3 separate regions of the Homo sapiens genome follow, and all the other regions are linked to region 1. Evidence: chromatin contacts called from ENCODE Hi-C or POLR2A ChIA-PET data. All regions are on one chromosome and are shown on one strand. The core of a region is the stretch at or near the end of the contact, and the rest is flanking DNA. Distances in the headings are between cores, read along the strand shown.

Region 1 (4,770 bases), core at 1,708-4,207:
TGAGAAATAAATGTTTGTTTAAACCACTCAGTCTATGGTAATTCGTTACAGCAACCTGAACTAAGATATCTAATCATATCAACCAAAGAGAACAATATCCCCATACTTTATGATGATTGTTCCTTATGATATAGCAAAATTCCCAAATCCTTCCTGTGATTATTCTGATTAAAGTTAAGTTGAATATAGTATGGAATTCCATGGGGTGTAGGTGGATATCTATATAGAAACTGGCTAGGGTATACCTAAAGTATTGTCATGCCAGTAGCGTCCCCCAATTTATTATTCAAGGCTCAAAATCAATGCTTTCAGAAAACAACCAGAGGCTATGCAAGCCGGTAGGGGGAAAAGAGGTATAAGAGAATTAAGCTTTGATATCCCAAAGAACAGGAAAACCTCTACCTCAAGTAGGTAATTTAGGCTAATTTCCGATCTTCCTTGGTTTCTGATAAAGGATTTATTTTGTATGAAGTCGTCTGATCTTTCTTCTTCAGTCTCATAAATGGGAAGCTGTTGATCAATGCAAGCATATATACAAGCACACACACACAATTACATGTGTGTATATATGTGCACCCCCCCCAGCCTCTTAACCAGTAGCTAATAATTTAAAACACAGGCACTGAAATGCAAATTAGAAGGCATTCACAACTATGAAACAACCAGAGAAGAAGCTCTCTAACCTATCTTCCTTCTTCCTTCTATCTTTTTTATAAACTGTGGGAGAATTTTGAGAACATGATTAGGGAACAGCAGGATATGTTTCGTTCACCTAGCATTCATGAGAAGTCTTACTTCTCATAGGTAACCATAAGGAAGAATACAATATTAGCAACTAATTTACTTACATAATAATTTATGGGTAAGGCAGGCCTATACACATAAAGTGATTACAGTTCAATAGATGTGTTTACCCTCCATAGCCTAATAATTATGGTCACTGAGATTTACTCTGCTATAGAACACATATAAACAGACAACGTTGACAAATAAGGATTGGTTTCTATGGAGTAACATGGGCCTTCCAAAATAATTGGAACACAATTCCTGATTTCAGAACTGTCAAAAACTCTTGAAGGCAAAAAAAGAAATTATGAGGCTCTGAGAAATCAGAAATCAAAACATAAAAATAAAACATAAGTAAAACCATGTTGAAAGAAATCCAGAAGAGAAATTATACAATCTAACCTTTTCACCCCAAATCTGTTCCTCCTTTTTCTTGCCACTCCAACATTGATGAAATGTAGAGTAATTGAAATTTACTTCGGAGATACAGCAAGGGACTCCAAAAGGCCATGGAGAGAGAATTTCAACTAAAATTGAAAAGCCATACAGAGGTCTGCATAAAAAACAAACAGCACACCACAAATCAAAACCTTTAAGATAAAAACTTAATTAGCATCTACAGGTTGAATGAGCTAGTAACTTATGCCAATCTTATCATTACATTAGCTGAAAAGAAAACGAACTGACAGATTAATCAAAGAACAAAGCAGTAGCTTCACTTCAGCAAAAGCTCCATAGGATCACCAAAGAATAACTGGTGTGACTACCGTTTTCTCACTGGTGGATTAGTTTTTGGCAAGATTTTTAATGTCTAAATTTAAGTTAAACTTCAGTTTAAAGAAATTAAGATTAACTTCATTTAGTCACAGCACACTTCCAAAACGGTCAAGCTTAGTACTGCTGAACAGCTGTAGTTGCATAAAAACAACGCATAGTCCTAAGTAGGGAAATGGGAAAGGGCTTTAAATACAAAAACAAAAAAAACATGCACACCCGATAAGGGCACATCTGAATCCCATCCTTCTTATCCTATCATAACACAAAACAGCTACGGTTTTCTGGGAAACATCCTGGACCGCTAGGGGAAAATAACACCAGACATTTCAATTCACTGTAACGAACTCTCATCAATAATAATAACCTTTAGCTGTTGTGACAACACGACATAAATCAAAATTAAATTGAATTTTTAAAATTGTTAGTTCCTACGTTTAAAAAAAAGTTGTTTTAAATACATTCTGTTCTTTCAAAACTGAATTTCCTCAGATCACACAATTTAAGACGCCTTTATGTCTTCTTCCGCTTGTCACACGTCTTTCGGGTTCTGACCAGCACATCAAGGGGACTCTAAGCAGGCCACGTGGTTAGTGTTTGCTAGAACTTGTTTAGCTTCAGATCCAGTCATCGAGCATGCTAGGCTTGGCTACTCGCGCTCCACACAGTTTATCCAAAGATCTAAACCCCGAATGAACCTGAATAGTTATTTGCTACAATGTCTTTCTCAAATCTCACATGTTCCTAAAATAAGGGTGCCCATGCAGTAGAGACGGATCCGGGCAGGATCATTAGATAAAATACGAAGGCTTTAAACGTCCTTCTCCCAACAATCAGCCTGGGACCGGCGTCGGGGCAGCAGCCTCACCAAGATTCGGAGCGACATCCTCGCCAGGATTCGAAACACCTAGGAGACCCGCGCCCGGCTGACTCCCAGCCCCTGGGACCCCGTGAAGACGCAAACCTCGGGACGCCTCCCGCAGAACCACCTGTCAGAGCCAAGCAACAGTCCCCGCCCCGGAGCCTCCGAGCTCCTGCTCGAAGGCAATGACAGCAGGAGACCCCGCTCCCTCGGGGTTCTCGCGGCCATAGGCGCCGCAGTCCACTGCCCTCCGGCTAAAGAGGTCCCGGGCCATCACCTGCCCGCCTACCGACCACGCCCGACCCTCCACTGAACTGAGTCTCCGTCCGGATCAGCCGGCCCGCCACGAACCCAGCTCCAGTCTCCGGCCGCTCCTTCTTATCCGCCCTGTCCTGCCGCGTCGCCGCCGTCCGAGCCGGCAGCCTGCTACTTACCTCCTGACAACTGCATGGAGTAAACCACACCGCCTTGTTAAATGCCGTCGCCGCCGCCGCCGTCTTCGTCACCGTCACAGTCGCCGCCGCCATCTTTGTTGTGTCTCCGACTCCCTTCCCGCCCCCCTGCCTTGCTCAAGTCTCGCGTGAGCAGGATGGAGGGCGAAAGCGAGGAGGGGCCTGTTTGTCTCTCTTGGGGTTCCGTAGGCAGCAGGGGGCAGGGATTAAGGGGGGGTGTGTGCGGGGCGGGTACTGAGTGGGCGGGGCCTTGCTCGGGTAACTCCCAGGGGCTGGCTAGAGACCCAGAGGCGCAGAGCGGAGAGGCCTGCGGCGAGGATGGAGGGCCTGGCAGTGCGGTTGCTGCGCGGCAGCAGGCTGGTGAGTGCGTTCGAGGCTGGCGTCCTGGGGGCCCAGGGCGACCTTGGCCCCTGGAATCGCAGCTGGCAGAGCCTTCTAACGGGCCTCGGGGCGCCGGCCTGAGCCCCGCTCCACGTCCTGGGTCCCCAGACTCTTTACCCGCGGGCAGTCTATGACCCCGACCCCCTTCAGGCCTCTGGTGGAGGCAGCTGGTGGCAAGGGGGTCGGGGCTGTCTAGAAGCTGCTTTGGCGGAGCAAGTACCTTGAGTGGAGTCGGAGGGTCGCGTCCGCAAGATGTCCTTTGCAGGCCGTTGCGTCCTGAGAGCCACCGAGTCTGGATCTCTGGATCTCTGGATGCATTTTGCACAGATGTCACCTCCCTGATGCCCTAACGCACCTTTCCCGAGTGATTACATTTCACACCCCCTCCCCCAAAAAAGATAGTTAAAATATAGGCCCAGTCTCATTCTGAGCAGGTGTCTCCCTGTCCTTCCTTCCGCGGCCCCGCTCAAAGGTAGTAAGGGACTTCGGAGTTGTTCGGGCTTCCCGGCCAGGGACAGAGTTCCCTCTGCCCCTTATCTCATGTCTGGAGCCTGGGTATCTTCCGTGGATAGACTCACCGCCGCCCAGGGGAGCCGGAGCCGGTGCCGGTCCCTCTTCCATGAACTTAAGCTGAAACCAGCCTCTTGTTGTGCTTAATTCTTATCTGTGCACCCACACAAACTGTTAACAGCCCCTGTGTTAACATCCTATGCTCTTCACCCCTTGGACCTATTATATAGCATGCTTTTCAGAACATACACATTTGGATACACTTGTATTTGTCAGTACACTTCACTGGGAATTTTCCCACTGCTTACGTGTGCTTTTAATGTTTCCTTTGCATTTGCTTTAATGAGTTAGGCTTTCCAACTGCTGCTTCAGTCTTATGCCCAGAGGCAGAACTCTGACCCTTTTTCTTATTAGAGATAATTAATGTTATTTGACTGTTTTACAGGCCTGAAGTGCAATAAAAAACAGTAAGTGATTATTGTTTAATACTGTTTATAATTGTTGGTTAATAACTTAGCAAAGAAAATTTCTTTGGTTTTACAATTTGACTCTGTTTTAGAGCCAAAATTTATTGACCGCATACTCTGTGGTAGGCACGTTCTCGTTCTACCTGAGTCATCTCAATTCTCACAACCATCTTAACAAGTAGTTTAATCTTGCAGATGCTGAAAAAGAATAATAGCTTGCCCACAGATAGAAAGGGATAGAGCTGGTGGTATTCGAACTCTGGTCTGATTCTAAACTTAACCTTCATATACTACTGTCTCCCCGTCCTTAGAGATATCAAAAACCTATTTTGTTTGAACTTTTGGTTTATTGTGGCTTATAGTCCTTTATAGTTTTTGAAGCTCTTTTACATAAATTAGCTAAATTGATTGAACATCGACTGTAGCATAGTGGTTAAGAACGTAGGTTCTGTAGCTAGGCTGCTTGGATCTGAACCCAGGCCCTCTCACTTCCTAGTGGTATAACCTTGGACAGGTTATGCTTTGGGTCTCAGTTTCC
Region 2 (5,076 bases), core at 562-3,061, 1.7 Mb after region 1:
GAAGTCTGCTAATATGTTGTAAGCAGCACAAGACGCTTGCCTGGCTTCCCAGGCCAATAAACAATGCCATTCCAACTCCTGCAGCAGTCAATAGGAAACAGTCCCTTTTCTCCACCATCCAACAATTGAACAAACATTTGTTCCTGTTGAACAACCGTCAGCCTGGCTCCATCTGCACCCGCTCCTGCAAGGCGAGCGCGGCGGCGAAGGCGACGGCACAAATGCCCACCCCAGGATCCCAGACCCGGAATGCAAGCCATTCCGGGGGCCACTTTCCTAACACCACCGAGTCCGGAGATTGTACCGTATGGAAGACTCGGAGTGTGGCCTATAGGAGGCAGAATCCCATTCATCAAACGCTGCAAAGAGCTTTTCTTTGTTCACCATCGTCCTAAGTACAGTACGTGTTAATGAGCCCGGGCGGTCAGATGGAAGGAGCTCGGCTTCAGGGGGCGTCCGAACGCGAGGGACCCGGGCAAACCTGTCCGCGCGGTTCGTCGCTGCTGCGGCGCCCCGGCCCGTACTACAAGCATTGTTCCCCAAGTCCGAAAATGGGGGTGGAGAGCTGGGGGCTGGGGGACAAGGTGGGGGGGCGGGGGGAGCGAGAACACACTTGGGACAACACAAACCGCAAACCCTCCCCGGATTCTGGGTGTCCTCGTTTCTTTCGTCTCTGCCCCAAGAGAAACCCTGAGCGGGGAACCTGACTCCCACGGGCTTGCAAAATCCAAGACTAGCAAAAATGTGACTCGACCAGTGTGCCTGTGCCGGACGGCCCTTCTCGCCATGTGCAAAAGCCACGCCGGCGCGGACGCCCCCACTCCGCAAGCCCCAGCGGTGGCCTCCCCGCGGGCTTCCCCCGCCCGGGACAGAATGCCCCCTCACCCCCATCCTGACCGCCCCGGACAGTCCAGCAGCAGCGGAGCCCGCCGCCTCGCTCCCGCACCCCGGGGGTGGCGGGTGCAAACTTCCGCGAACAAAAGAGTTGTCTGCAAACGATGCGGGAACTTCGGGGCGAATGGGGCCGCCCGGCTCCCGAGACTCCGCGCCTCCTCCGCAGCGGCTAGTCAGGGCTCAAGTTGAGACGCGGAGAGGACACCCCCGGGCGCAGCAGTCCCCGCGCCCGCCCGCCCTGGCCTGGGGAGCGCAGACTTTTCCGCCGCAGCCAGGCTTGTTCTTCCCCATGCCTGTGCTCTGACAAGTCTCACGCCTGCATCAGGGGCGAGACCGAGCGCCCGGAGAAACCGCCCGACCCAACCCAAAGGCGAAACAAGGCAGAAAAAAAGGAAACCAGCAACATTAGGAAAAAAGAAAAAAAAAAGGCAAGCCCATTGCGCACGCGAGCCGGGCTCCCTCCAGCCAGCGGCCGGGACGCACACGGCCCGGACCTCGCTCGGGGCCAGCCCCCCGGCCACCGCCGCCGCCGCCCGGCCCCGGGTCGCTTACTGTGCGCGGCGGGGCGCTCCGGGCGCGGACCCCGCGCCGTCACCGCCAGCGCTCGCCAAGTCGTCCGGGGTGCCCGCCGCGCGTCCGCCGCGCGCACGCTCGCCTGCCGGCGCCGAGCGCTTTGTACGAGCGACTCCCGGGGAGGAGGAAATCGACTTGTCACTTCCTGAAGTGTTTGCAACTCGTCCCTTTAACCGGCACCGGCCAGGCCGCCCGCACCCGCCGCCGCCGCGGAGCCGCCAGACCGCGGCTGCGTGAACTCGGCCCGGCGCTTAGCGGGCGGTGTCGCGGGCCCGGGCGCTAGGCGCGGCGGCGGCGTGCAGGAGGCAGGCGGCGTGCGGCGGCGGCGGCAGGCGAGTGTGCAGTGCGCGCAGCCGCCGATGGGCGGGGAGTGAGGGACTCGCGGCGCGCCGCCGGCGGGGCTAGAGGGCGTCCTGCGGGCTCAGCCGCGCGCCGCTCGCCGCGCTCGCGCCTGCGAGGCCCCGGGACGCGGGAAGTGGCCCCGGGCCTGGGCCGCGCCACCGCGGCTGCCCGGGCCCCGCGCCAGAGGCCCTACGGGCTTCTCTCCCCGCCCCCAGCACGAGCCGGGATGAAAACGCTGGGCCGCATAGGCTTCAGGCGTCCAGCTTCCGGGTTGTTAGATGCCGAGGTTCAAAAGAAACGATCACTTCAGTGGCGTGCAGGACAGCGGGCGGGTGGGGTCGGGGAGGGGGGACCTTAAAGTGTTGTCACACTTTGGGAAAATAAAGCGCAAATTTCCTAACTCGGGGCGCTGTGACTGTGTACTTCAGAAGCCACATCCAAAATACATGCAACTGGCGAAGGAAGGATTTGTGGTTGCTAAGCAGAGGCAGAGCATGTTTAGTTCTGTAACTTAGGATGTTGACTTAAGTTCAGGAATGTAACCCTGATAGAATAAGCAGAGTATTTTCATTGTGCTGCTCACCTGGGGGAGGGGGATTGTTTTCCTTGTGAAGCCCTAGATTTCCCATTACTCCTTCCTACTGGTGTATGTTATTTTATTGACCTTGTATCCAAAAAGCGATTTTTAAAGAGAAGTTTTTTTAAAACTCCCTATGCCTGTTTTGTGTTCTCCTTTGCCAAAAAAACAAAACACCTCATTACTTTACATGGATTGTGTCTGCGCCATTTGAATGGTTCTATTCATAAATAAGGAAACTTTTTCTGTTGCTTCTAGGAACATTTAATTGGTTTTAATCCAATGTTTCAATCCCAGTATCAAACATAAATGAACAATTAACTTCTTGAGCTTTGTGTGCTTGGGAAACTATTATATTTCATGGCTATTGCTGAAATATTTCAGAATATCATCACACCGGACCCATTCTTTTCAGAAAAGCATGAACTGACATCTCCTTTCACACTACAGCTCGCTCCACTGAGTTCTGCTGCATGATTAGAATGGACAGCAATCAGTGGAAAGGATATGAGTCTATTCATTTCAAGTTACATGATGTGGGATAGAGTCAGTTCATCCTAGAAAGCCAAAATGAGCTAACATACAGAATACAGCATACTAAGATATTGATATCCTTACCCATATACGTTGCTTTTTAAAAATGCATTAAGGACCAATCTTGAAAGGAACAAGATCCAAGAACCGATGGTGAACAAAAGAAGGCCCAAGGAATAATCTAAGAATGCTGCTATGCTTAACGAAAAGAGTCAGTGTTTCCCTAAAGCCATCTGATATCACACAATCACCTCAGCCTTTCAGAGCTTTAAGGACAGAGTTTAATTTACTAACGTTTTATTAGGAAGCCTAGAGTGACTCCTGCTGGCAAACATTCAGTTTATTCCTACAATTACTAGTTCATCAGGTCAACTTAAAAAACAAGATGCAGGGTCCCAGGCCTGGAAACAATTATTACAACCATTATTCTTGTTGCTTTCAGGATGATTTGCGTTTCACATTCCAAGGATGGTGGTCATGGCCAGTTCCTCTGCTGTAACACCTCCTTTCCAACCTAAAGCAGCCTGTTTTTCTGGTTCTGAGGCTTTCTTGAGGCTGTCTAGAATATACTTGCTTAAGAAGTTATGCTATTAACCAATAAATAGTTACTTCTCATTTTCTAGATTTGTATCTCCAAAGGCTAAAAAGATATGCATACATTAAGACCTGTGTCACACTTAACCTTCCATACTATAGGTTCTTCCCACATGATATAATAATCCTACAGCTATATTATAAAACATCCTCACTTCTTAGTGCTCAGCTCCATAGTTCTTTACTAAGAAAAAATTCTACCCAAAAGGTTGTTGTTATATTAGAGTTCTGCTCAATTCAGAAGAGTAGCTAAAAATGTAGAACTCTAGATTTAAAGCTATGTAAAAGCTGCAATGGGGTGGGGACATGGAGCTAAACTGTCTATCTTTGTTCAATCCAAAATGGTCAAAACCAGATTTTGCACACAACCAGACACCTAAATGCAAATTCATAGGCCAATTTAGGAATAAATCCATAAATAATCTAAAAACTATTACTTGTAACTTTTCCATTATCACCAACCAACGCTAACCTGATTAAGCCGGAGAACACCCTGGGAAATATAAAATGCAGGGATTACTTGCAGTCTTTTACATCAAGACCAATATATGACGGCCCGGCACAGTGGCTCACGCCTGTAATCCCAGCACTTTAGGAGGTCAAGGCGGGCGGATCACTTGAGGTCAGGAGTTTGAGACTAGCCTGGCCAACATGGTGAAACCTCATCTCTATTAAAAATACAAAAATTAGCCAGGCATGGTGGCAGACACCTGTAATCCCAGCTACTCAGGAGTATGAGGCAGGAGAATCGCTTGAACCTGAGAGGCAGAGGTTGCAGTGAGCCAAGATCGCACCACTGCACTCCAGCCTGGGTGACAGAAAAAGACTCCATCTCAAAAAACAAACAAACAAACAAACAAAAAATATATGAAAGCCAGGGATAAAACACAGCAATCCTAGTTCTCCCAAAGGAGGACTACCAAATAGAGGCACACTTGTGTGTAAGGTGTGCAACACATTTCCACTCAAAACTGCCTGGGAGATAGAAATTGAGTATCATTCTATATTAGAGAGCTCCCCTATTACAAGTTTAAAGCTCTTAAGCAACAGGATGACAATAAGGGTGTGTTTTATTAAGGGTGTAACCTACTATAACTTGTATCAACAAGCTAATAAAAGTATTCACCTAAGCACATTTGTGCAGACGAGGGTAAAGGTTGGGTTTTGATATGCACTAAGGAGTGTCTTAGGTAGTTAGTGGGTGTTTTATTTTTATGCCTTTAGAACCAGATAAATGTGACGTTCAAACAAAGAGCTGAGCTTTGAGGCTTGAACAAGTACCAGCAAATGTTCAGTTTTTCCCATCAAATCTATCTGTAGGTATGGTTGTAAAAAGAGCTTACCACTAAAAAATTATAAACTGGTTTGAGAGAATAACATACTATCCTTTTTAGACTAACAAGTGAACTAAACAAACGCCAAACGTTATACACTGGATCCAACAGCAGTATGCAGATGCACGTGTATTCACCCCTTTATTTGGCTTCCAAAAGCCACTGCCTCTTTGTCACAACCCTTGTATTAAAAGCCAGTCATTCACATTTCACACTGTTCTTTCTACA
Region 3 (4,636 bases), core at 1,445-3,944, 1.9 Mb after region 1:
CTACTGGTGTCAGGGCCATAGATGTATTAATACTACCATAGTATGTTGACTACACTGACAATTGTTATAAATACTGCATTTCAGTTAAAAGTTAGAAGAAATAAAGATGTATTTTCTTTCCATCCAAGTTCATGGGCCCCTCCAGGGCATGGAGACCCTAAGTTAGGGATTGTCCTCCACTGGACTGTTGGCCCCTGTTGTAGATACAGCCTTACCTGTCTCTGAATTGCTGTTCTCAGCACAGTACCTGATATGGGGTCATTCCTCAGTAAATGTTACCTGGATTAAATGAAATGCAGAGCGAGGAAACCAACATTTATCAAACACTTAAGAGTATTGCCAGGCCTTTCAGCTCTTGTCTCTTTGGACCCTCAGTAACTGCCAGGGAAATATCACCCAGAATTTTTCAGATGAGGACACTGAGGACACTGGCACTCAGAGAGGACAGCAGGATTTCAACTCAGGGCTGTTTGACTCCAAAGTTCATGCTCTCTCTGCTCACAGCTTTGCCTCTTACAAAACTTCCCCAGATAAGATCACAAGCGAAGTTGTTTCAGATACTTGATGTTTCCAAACTTCTTAAAAAGATACAACAGCCAGGCGCGGTGGCTCACACCTGTAATACCAGCCTGTGATCCCAGCTACTCGGGAGGCTGAGGGAGGAGAATCGCTTGAACCCGGGAGGCGGAGGTTGCAGTGAGCCGAGATTGTGCCATTGCACTCCAGCCTGGGCAACAAGAGCGAAACTCCGTCTCAAAAAAAAAAAAAAAAAAAAAAAGACATAGTACTGGCTGGGTTTAGTGGCTCACGCCTATAATCCCAACACTTTGGGAGACTGGAGGATCACTTGAGCCCAGGAGTTTGAGACCAGCCTGGATAACATGGCGAAACCCTGACTCTATAAAAAATAAAAAAATTGGCCAGGTGTGGTGGTGCGTGTCTATAGTCCCAGCTACCCAGGAGGCTGAGCCTGGGAGGTTGAGGCTGCGGTGAGCTATGATCACAACACTGCACTACAGCCTTGACGACAGAGTGAGACCCTGTCTCAAAAAAAAAAAAAAAAAAAAAAAAAGAGACTCAATACAACTTCAACATTTTTTTTTCCTAATTCCGTAAGTCTAGCTTACAGGGATACTTAGTTGAAAAATCTACAAAAATTTCTTAGTCTGGATATAGAGTGACTGTGTTCCTATAAGCACAAATTTATACCCATCAAGATGAGACCAGTCCTAGCACAGACCAGGATTTTGAAATGTCAAACAAGCTGTATTTTCTCTGATGCTTCACAAGCATATCTGGTCCTCTCAGGAGAGATTTTTTTTTTCAGGCAGATTTGTGGTGGACATAGAGGAAGGTCACAGGATGGTACTATGTTCCACAAAACTGTGTCCTGTACTGCATGCATACAGATTAGGCAACATTATTAAATACGTTTATTTCCTTTCTTTCCTTCCTTCCTTCCTCCCTCCCTCCCTCCCTTTCTTTCTTCCTTTTTTTTTTTTTTTGAGACAGAGTCTTGCTCTGTCGCCCAGGCTGGAGTGCAATGGCGTGATCTTGGCTCACTGCAACGTCTGCCTCCCGGGTTCAAGCAATTCTCTTGCCTCGGTCACCCGAGTAGCTGGGATTACAGGCACCCACCACCACGACTGGCTAATTTTTTGTATTTTTAGTAGACATGGGGTTTTGCCATGTAGACCAGGCTGGTCTCGAACTCCTAACCTCAGGTGATCCACCTACCCGGGCCTCCCAAAATGCTGGGATTACAGGAGTGAGCCACCGCACCTAGCCTGTTACATTGCATTTTCTACTGTTAAGATGTTTTTTCCACTTGGGAATCATGTTGATCATACACAGAGAATGGAAGATACGTTGCAGTTTATACAAATGACATTTTCTGCAACGCGTCTGAGAACATGTTCTTGTAACAACTGAACATTTCTAACATTTCTTTTGAGGGGAACACCCATTTTATAACACTTTCTACTTAAAAGCACAGATCCCTCAAAGACCCTGAGTAAGCTGGATCCGTTACCATTTCCTTTAGCAGAGCGCCTTCGATTTCCCTTAGCTGCATATGTCCACCTCTGCGGGGGGCTCCACAGCCTCAGCCTGATCTTTCCGTCCTAGGCCTGATTATGGACTGCCAAGACTTTTTGGAGAAAGCAGTTTCTTGTCGCTCTTCTTTTTTCATTCTTCTTGATTTGCTTCCCTCTAACTATTGTCCCGAATCTCCTCCAGTTTCCAGAGCAACCCTCAGCAGGAGACTCTGTGCTTGATTCACCAAGGAGGAGAAAGGGTTTGAACTCCACTCCATCACCTCTGTCTCACCCACCAAAACCTCCCTAGAGCTGTTTTTCACAGCTTCCTCTCCTCGTTTCTGAGGAAGATAGGGCTTTCTTGCTTGCCAACACAAATCACTGTGCTCTGAATTTTACCTCCCTTCTGGATTTCAGTCCTTTTACCCCCTCTACATCTCTCCTCCATTTATAAAAGTGCTCAGAGATGCCCATTCTTTAAAATAAATACCTAAAAGAAAACAAAACCTTTCCCTTATTTTTGTTACTGCCCTAATCTAGTCTTATATCTCCTGCTTTCCTTTCACTGCCAGACGTCTTGGACTTGTGGTTTATAATCACATGGCTTCAGCTTTTGAAACTTGGCTTCTCTCCCTACCATCCTACTGAGAACTGTTCTCTAGAAGGTCACTGAGTCTCTTGTTTGTCAGATCCAGTGGCCTTTCCTCCGTTCTAATGCTCGAAATCTGTAGCATCTGACAATTTTTATTACCATGTGCTTCAGGCTCACTGTACCCTCGGCTTCCAGAACACCGTACTACCAGCTTCATCTCCTACCTTTCTGACCACTCCTCTTTTTTTTTCCTTCGGTAGTTCTTTCTTCCCCACTCCTGTGGCTTCCATACTAAATTCTACATAGAGAGCTCCCTGATGTTGATCTCCAGGATTGCCCTACACATTTCAGACCAGCATTTCCCCCACCAGCCATTCCCTTCCTCCTGAGTCCAGGATCTCCTGATTCAAGGGTCCACATCTCCTCTGACCCAGTTCCTCTCTTGCGTGTCCCACTGTTGCACATACTGCCGTCACTCAGAGTTCACGGACTTTTTTTTTTTTTTTTTTTTTGGTGACAGGATCTTGCTCTCTTGCCCAAGCTGGAGTGCAGTGGCATGATTATAGCTCACTGCAGCCTTGAACTCCTGGGCTCAAGCAATTCTCCCTCCTCAGTCTCCTGAGTAGCCAGGACAACAGGTGTGAGCCACTGAGCCTGGCAGGTTAAAAATTATTTTTTGTAGCAATGGGGTCTCATTATGTTGCCCAGTTTGGTCTTGAATTCCTGGCCTCAAGCGATCTTCCACCTTGGCCTTCCCAAGTGCTAGAATTACAGGCATGAGCCACTGCTCCTGGCCCACTCTCTGACTTTTGATTCTTTCTTCTGCCTCAGAGTTAGTCACTGGCAAATTCTGAACATTGCACTGTCTCCCATTTCACTCTTGGCCCTCCTTTCCATTCCCACAGCTACTTTGGTTTTAGGTCCTTGTCTCTTCTCTGCCCCTGTTTCTACTTCTGCCCTCATTTGTCTCACAGACATTCCAGGTAAAGGTGGGCAGCTCCAATACTGGCACCTTCCTGCTCAAAACCTCTTTATGGCTTTCTACTGTTAATGGAACTACAGATCCACAATTTTGCATGCAAAACTTTCACAAAAATGCAATATGGATTTATGAACTCTACAGTTAGTTTGGGAAAAACTGAAATGAAAGCCAGAACAAACTATCAACAAAACTATACTGTCTCTACCCTTTACTACAAAGGTTTTTTTTTTTTTTGAGATAGGGTCCTGCTCTGTTGTCCAGGGTGTAGTGCAGTAGTGCCATCATGGCTCACTGCAGCCTGGACCTCGCAGGCTCAAGCAATTCTCCTGCCTTGGCCTCCCAAAGTACTAGGATTAGAGGCATGAGCCACTGCACCCAGCCTAATATAAGGTTTCTAAGAAAAGGAAATTAAAAACCCCAAAAAGACAGTGGATACTTTTTCCAAATGAAATATTTCTCAGAGTCCAGATAAACATAAGTAGAATGTCAATTCGGTAGGTGTGCCAAACAGCCACCGTTCTGTAACTGTGACAATGCCCTCTGCTGTATTTATTGATGATATCTTTTTAATTCAAATATAGTGGAACATTTGACCATGGAATCAAGAGTTCTGTGTTCTGCTGGGCATGGTGGTATGTGCCTGTAATCCTAGCATTTTGGGAGGCAGAGGCAGGAGGATCGTTTGAATCCAGCAGTTCAAGATAAGCCTGGGCAACAAAGACTTTGTCTCTACTAAAAATTTAAAAATTAGCCAGGTATGGTGGTGCATGCCTGTAGTCCTAGCTACTGGGAAAGCCAAGGTGGGAGGATCACTTGAGCCCAGGAGTTTGAGGCTGCAGTGTGCTATGATTGCACCACTGCACTCCAGCCTGGGTAACAGAGTGAGATCTTGTTTTCACAAAAATAAAAAAATAAAAGAAATAAAGAGTTATGTGTTCCTGTTCGAATTGCAGAGTTAATTGGTCTAGCTCTTGTTAAGTCACTTAACATCTTTAGGCATTAATTTCCATATCTGCAATCTTTTGG

The links. Hi-C counts contacts between places; a loop is a spot of excess contacts on that map. ChIA-PET counts read pairs that join two places held with the same protein, here RNA polymerase II (POLR2A). Pooled maps may share reads with other maps.
Region 2: a loop to region 1 is called in a pooled map, with 5 times the contacts of the local background. The contact joins the promoter of FAM53B here to the promoter of IKZF5 in region 1. A Hi-C loop is called at or near these places in 7 of 50 pooled maps. POLR2A ChIA-PET finds 5 or more read pairs at or near these places in 2 of 52 experiments (GM12878 and activated B cell).
Region 3: a map of CD8-positive, alpha-beta T cell shows a loop between it and region 1 (4-fold over the local background). The contact joins the enhancer-like site here to the promoter of IKZF5 in region 1. A Hi-C loop is called at or near these places in 4 of 168 maps with a recorded cell type or tissue (B cell, CD4-positive, alpha-beta T cell, CD8-positive, alpha-beta T cell and 1 more), 4 of 37 single-sample maps with no recorded cell type and 13 of 50 pooled maps. POLR2A ChIA-PET finds 5 or more read pairs at or near these places in 2 of 52 experiments (CD4-positive, alpha-beta T cell and Panc1).

Annotation. Positions count from the first base shown.
Region 1 is chr10:123,005,838-123,010,607 of GRCh38, forward strand. It overlaps IKZF5 (IKAROS family zinc finger 5), which reads right to left and starts at 2,958. Exons shown (of 5, transcript NM_001372123.1): 1 at 2,857-2,958; 2 at 1,189-1,339. ACADSB (acyl-CoA dehydrogenase short/branched chain) reads left to right here and starts at 3,169. Exons shown (of 11, transcript NM_001609.4): 1 at 3,169-3,234. The coding sequence starts at 3,193. RefSeq lists enhancers at 2,235-2,464, 2,745-3,074.
Region 2 is chr10:124,742,567-124,747,642 of GRCh38, forward strand. FAM53B (family with sequence similarity 53 member B) reads right to left here and starts at 1,812. Exons shown (of 5, transcript NM_014661.4): 1 at 1,447-1,812. RefSeq lists silencers at 691-770, 861-1,070, 1,391-1,550, 1,601-1,710, 1,731-1,780 and 1 more.
Region 3 is chr10:124,909,223-124,913,858 of GRCh38, forward strand. No RefSeq gene overlaps it. Among named protein-coding and RNA genes, the nearest start is that of ZRANB1, 31 kb to the right of the region's middle. Within about 2 kb of position 2,695, at least 4 of the 41 ENCODE cell types and tissues checked have a DNase peak (open chromatin) inside an H3K27ac peak, as active enhancers do.